2 separate regions of the Homo sapiens genome follow, and region 2 is linked to region 1. Evidence: chromatin loops called from intact Hi-C (ENCODE). Cell type or tissue: dorsolateral prefrontal cortex. All regions are shown on one strand. Each heading gives the region's core, and the rest is flanking DNA. Links, peaks and the distances in the headings are about the cores only. Region 1 overlaps TK1 (thymidine kinase 1). Region 2 overlaps TNRC6C (trinucleotide repeat containing adaptor 6C).

What was found. Hi-C counts contacts between places; a loop is a spot of excess contacts. Peaks named below come from ENCODE experiments on the same cell type or tissue, not always from the same donor. Only the 100,000 strongest peaks of a DNase experiment are listed, where the experiment ranks them.
Region 2: a loop joins it to region 1, with 2.2 times the contacts of the local background. A loop is called at or near these places in 13 of 110 quality-filtered maps.

Annotation. Positions count from the first base shown.
Region 1 is chr17:78,175,299-78,178,210 of GRCh38, forward strand. TK1 (thymidine kinase 1) reads right to left here. Exons shown (of 7, transcript NM_003258.5): 5 at 231-320. Among named protein-coding and RNA genes, the nearest start is that of SYNGR2, 8.2 kb to the left of the region's middle. RefSeq lists enhancers at 135-314, 335-454, 464-1,242, 465-514, 1,243-2,020. In dorsolateral prefrontal cortex, for the core only: CTCF peaks have their summits at 1,445 (motif pointing left) and 1,645; a DNase peak (open chromatin) is centred at 1,423; H3K27ac peaks cover 1,921 bases.
Region 2 is chr17:78,018,353-78,021,264 of GRCh38, forward strand. The region is part of intron 3 of TNRC6C (trinucleotide repeat containing adaptor 6C); the gene reads left to right. Among named protein-coding and RNA genes, the nearest start is that of TNRC6C, 61 kb to the left of the region's middle. In dorsolateral prefrontal cortex, for the core only: a CTCF peak has its summit at 1,231 (motif pointing right); no DNase peak of the experiment used is centred there; H3K27ac peaks cover 1,843 bases.

The DNA.
Region 1 (2,912 bases), core at 23-2,522:
AGAGCACCATGCCCGGCTCTGTCCCTTTGCCAATTCAAAGCACCTGCCGCAACAGATGGCACGCAGTCTGCACAGACCATGGAGTCCCTTGGCTCAGCCAAGGCCTGAGCAGCTCGGCCGTAACCCTGTGGTGGCTGAGCCCTGGTCACCCAGAGCTGGTGTCTCTGTGCCCATCCAGAAGCCTCTTGCCCTCCTCAATCCCAGCTCCAGACCTGGATCAGACGCCTTACCTTCCTCTGGAAGGTCCCATCCAGTGCAGCCACAATTACGGTCTTCCCGGCGTTGGCCATGGCCTCGCAGAACTCCACGATGTCAGGGAACTGGAAAGGGCACGTGGAGAAAGAGTGTGAGAGCTTCCACCCCAGCAGCAGCTCCCTGGAGCCCCAGCGAAGACGCTGCCAGATCTGACAACTCCGGCCATTTGGCCCGGAGTAACTCTTAATTCTCCCACGAGGCTCCCCAGGCCGGGGGACTGTGTCCACCCGCACGCCCCCCAGCAGACGACAGGTACATCCACAACTGCGCAGCCCCTTCCCCCTGCAGCCAGCTTCCCTCCGAGTCCAGGTACCCAGGACTCAGCACCGGACTTCCACACCAGCTGTGCTGTTTAACACTGCAGTGGCCAAAGGCCTGCTGCCTTGGGCTCGGACACCACTCTTCGCTGGACCCATTATCTGTGTGACCTTGGCAATGAATTAACGTCTCTGAACCTGTTTCCTTTTCCTTAAGAGCAAGGAAGGTCCTGTTGTTTAAGGATGGAAGGCCCTAAGTTATATACATGCTCTTCGGTGAATAGGTGGGCGCTTTGTGCTCTTGCCTCCCCCGTTTTAAACGGGTAATGTGCCTTGAGAAGGGGCGGGGGTCCTACTGGCCATTTACAGAGCAGGATGACACAGCACAGCCTTCTAAATTCAGGACCTGCACAGAGCACATTTACTGTGTAAAGCAAACTTCACTTTGGCCCAGGGAGAAGCTGAAACTCTGGCAAGTGCTCTGGTGATTCTCATCAATCAATCATATCACTCTTAGCTGGTTGAGTTCATATGTCCAGACTGGCCTTTGGGTTGGGTGAAGCAGGGATGTCCTTGTCCTTGGGTGCAGGGTCTCTCTCCCAGGGCCACTCAGGCTTTCTCAGCCCAGGTACTGAGGTTTGAGGTTATTGAGACGTGAGGGCTTAGCAAGGTGAGGACTAAGGGGTGGCTCGAAAAATTCCAGTGAGATCCAAGCAAAGCCCAACGTGACTGATTGCGCTCAGCTGACTGCAGGGGTCTCTGGAGAAGGAAACCCAGAGACTCCAGCACGCCAGGGCCCCTCCCCACCATGCACTCGTTCCCTCTTTTTCTCTGAGGACTCATGACATGTCACGAAAATGCAGCTCCCAGCCTGCAAGGAGCTGTGGGCCGGCACACCACCTGCGCCAGGGGCGCGCCCCCTGGAGGGCTGACGCTGCCATGGCTGCCATTTGAGGCCGGATCTCGCTGTGTCCTGTGCAGTGTAGGGTGTTGGGCTGCGTCCCTCGCCCCCACCCATTAGATAGATGCCAGGAACACACCTCCCACCCCCCAGCTGCGACAAAATTGTTTCTAGTTGTTGTGAGATGTCCCCTGGGTGGGAATGGAGAGGGGAAGAACCCTCCTGAGTTGAGAACCTTGCTCCTTCACCCGCCACATGAGGGTAGAAGGCAGACCCCAGACTCTCCTGCATCAGGGTTTCAGGATGAAGGTCCTCAGCCCCCACTCACTCCACCTCTTGACCAACCTCAGGCTGAGGTCCATAGTCAAAGAGCTTGGTTCTTGCACCCGGCACTTCCCCACCCGTCCAGCACTTCCAGTGATCTGCCTGCCTCAGCCTCCCAAAGTGCTGGGATCACAGACGTGAGCCTCTGTGCCAGACCCTAACTTTTCCTAGATTAAACTTATTATAGATTGCATGTCTCTAACCTGAAAGGCTCCAAAATCTGAAACTTTTTGAGCGCCCACCACAAGTGGAAAATTCCACACCTGACCTCATGGGACAGGTCACAGTCAAAAACTGTGGCTCACGTCCAAATTACTAAATACATAAAATTACTCTCAGGCTATGTGCCTAAGATGTCTATAAAACATAAATGGATTTTGTGTTTACACTTGGGGCTCATTCCCAAGGTCTCATTATATTATGAACATGCAAATATTCGAAAACCTGAAATCCGAAACACTTCTGGTCCCAGGCATTTAGGTTAAGGAATACTCAACCTGTATTACTTGTGTAGTAGAACAGAAAACACAAAAAGGTCTATTTTTTTTTTTTTTTTGAGACGGAGTCTCGCTCTGTCGCCCAGGCTGGAGTGCAGTGGCGTGATCTCAGCTCACTGCAAGCTCCGCCTCCTGGGTTCACGCCACTCTCCTGCCTCAGCCTCCCGAGTAGCTGAGACTACAGGTGCCCGCCACCACGCCTGGCTAATTTTTTTGTATTTTCAGTAGAGACGGGGTTTCACCGTGTTAGCCAGGATGGTCTCGATCTCCTGACCTCGTGATTCACCCACCTCGGCCTCCCAAAGTGTTGGGATTACAGGCATGAGCCACTGCGCCTGGCTTTGTCTATTTTTTTTGAGACAGAGTCTCGCTCTGTCATCCAGGCTGGAGTGCAGTGGCATAATCTTGGCTCACTGCAACCTCTGCCTCCCAGGTTCAAGCAATTCTTGTGCCTCTGCCTCCCAAGTAGCTGGAATTACAGGTGTGTGCCACCACGCTTGGCTAATTTTTGTATTTTTAGTAGAGATGGGGTTTCACCATGTTGGCCTGGCTGGTCTCAAACTCCTGACCTCAAGTGATCCGCCCGCCTAGGCCTTCCAAAGTGCTGGGATTACAGGTGTGAGCCACCGTGCCCAGCCAGAAAAAAAGTTTAAAAAAATAAATCAGAGCTCCTACTAT
Region 2 (2,912 bases), core at 152-2,651, 160 kb before region 1:
CTCCTGACCTCGTGATCCGCCCCGCCTCGGCCTCCCAAAGTGCTGGGATTATAGGCGTGAGCCACCATGCCCAGCCGGAACCATGTTTTTTTATATAATACTCAGTATTCACAGTGCCTGGCACAGAATAGGAACCCATTAAATATTTTCTAAATAAGGAGAGGATAGGTGGGGATATTGACATGTTTGGGGGGGTGGAGCAAATGGTAGGCAGATTGCATGGGAAAACAACGAGTTTGAGCCCTTATTTACCGTGCTTTCCTTTTTTTGCAGCACTTTACACCTGGTGAACCATGTATCTTACTTACACATCAAGTTTATTATTGATCCTTTTTCTCTACTAAGATGTGAGCTCCACAGGGCCAGGGATCTCTCTTTTGTTCCTTGATACAGCCCCAGCCTAGAGGAGGCTGAGCTGTAGAAAACCTCTGTATTTATTGAATGAGTGAGTACTGTCTCTATAAACTAGAAATCCAGGCCATAGATTGAGAGAAGCTGGATGGCATCAGGATTCCAGAGTGCAGGAAAAGTTTTAAGCAGTTACAAGAGGGGGGTTTTGGCAGTCCATGTTAGGTTAGTAAGAGGAATTCTTGGTGGCAGCAGGTGCTTATGCTAGTGTTAGTAGGTAACAGAGCTCATTGCTGTTTCTGAGACTACATGTGGCAGTGTCAGGCGGTCTGGAAATGACTGAAGGTTGGGATGATACAGAAGTATGGATAGCAAGCATAGTGAAAGGAAGGAAGGTCGGGGGCCTCGGCTGTTACAGATGACGATATTGAAGTGACTGAGCATGATGAGACTCAAGCCAACTAAAATGGCTAGGAAAGAAGCAGAGAGAATGGGGTTGCAGCCAGGACTTGAAAAGGCTCAGACCCTAGCAAGGGTAGACTGGAGGCTAACGAGGCTGGGTCAGCAAGGCAAGTTCCTTCTGTCTTGGTATCTTAGAGATGACAATGTAGTAGAAAAGTCTGAAAAGGAGCTCTTTCAAAATCAAGTTCTCCAAAGTCTGAAGGGACAGCAGCCTGAACTTTGTGTCCATACTGTAGCCTGTCATTTTAGAAAAAGCAAAATGTGGGAATCTCTCTATTTGGCCCTGTTATGACAACACTACCTGAAAATTTTAGCTGAAAGCAGAAAATCCTTGGAAAGAAAATTGTTTTAAAAGACTGTTGCTTTCTTATATAAAGAGTTACCATCTACCTTTTCACCAGCAGATGTCACCCTCATTTAAAAAACAAAAGGCAAAAGCTTACTAGGCAAAGAGTAACCAAAATTTCCATCTTGCTGAAAGTTTTTTAAAATTATATATGTAGTTATTAAATGGTTGCTATCTTAATATTTCTTAAATAAAACAAATGATTTGTTGAAAAATCATAAAGAAACTAAAGTTCCCATTGCCTTCCTGTATTCTCCTGCTGCATGAAAATGCTGATATGCAAAAGGGTAGGTTCCCATGTGAGTCCTTATCTGTGAGGTATGGCCCTAGAGTCAGGTCTTTTTGAAGAAGGGGAATGTCAAGATTGCTTTGATGCCCTGGTTTTTTAGACAGTAATAGACCCATAAGTGAGGATCTGAAAAGAGTTTATGGCTAGACAAAAAAAGAAAATGCCCATTTAATTTATCTGTGTTACAAGAATAGATCCAGATTTTGAGATCTTCCACTTATCCCTTCAGATTATTAAGTGGCTGCTTGATTCAAAGATCCAAAAATTACTGGCTTAAGTCAGAAGGTTTATCACTGCATAATATAAAAGAGACCCAGAGGTGTACAGCTCAACTGGGTCAGAATTCCGCATTCCTCTGTCTGTTGCTTTGCTGAGTGAGGCTTCTCTTCCCTTTTCTTAGGGTCCAGGATGACCTGTAGACTACCAGCCATAGCATTAGCATTGCAAGCTGGAAATATCACTGTGAGAACAAGTACGTGGGTAAACTGAGTGTGCCATGCTTGCATTATACTCCGGGACCCTTGGTCTTTTTATTAATTGAATACATGCTTTGTGGCATTTTTTTCTGTTTGTAAAATAATGTGCTAGTACTTTAGTGTAGAGTAAATAGTTGTAAGGGAAATTCTCCCACCTGAAAAAGCTTGTGATCTGTCACAACTTGTAGTTTCTCAATCTCTGTTTCACTTTCAGTCTTTATGAAAACAGGTAATTATTTAGCGGTTTCTGAGAAACTAGCTTAAACTTTATCCTTTCCAATAATACAATGCCATTTCTAGACCAGCACCATTCAAAAGAAATAATGGAAGCCACAAATGTGAGCCACATGAATCATTTTAAATAGGCTAGTTGCATCATCTAAAAAGTAACAGGCGGAATTACTTTTAATAATGTTTAACTTGATATATCCAAAATATCGCCATTTCAATGTGAAAGCAACAGAAAAATTGTTAATGAGGTATTTCTCTTTTTTTTGGTGCTAAGTCTTTAGAATCCAGTATATGTTTTAATACTAAGTACATCTCAATTTAGACCTCAAGGCTCAATAGCCACACTTGGCCAGTGGCTGCTGTACTGGGCAGCACATGGTCATCCTTCCCCTCTACACTTGTCTGAGATTTCCAGTCAATTGCACAAGCTTTAAATACTCTGTGTGTCTTCTTTATTTCCCCAGTTCATTGTTGATTCACTTAAGTGAGAAACCTAAGTGCTCCAGTGCCTTCCTACGGCAACCAACACAGTCCTGGACTCAGACCAGGAAATTCTTGTTTGACTTTTGGATGTGTTTAGTAGGAAAGAAAGCTTCCTTCAGGCAGCACTGTCCAGTAGGTAGCTGAAGAAGGAGGCTGGACTTGGAGCTCGAGGGCAACACTGGGACAGTACTCAGGCATCAGTAGCACAGAAATGATGGTCAGAATGGTGAGCATGGACAACCTCTCCAGAGAGTCCAGGGCTGGAGAATGAGTACAA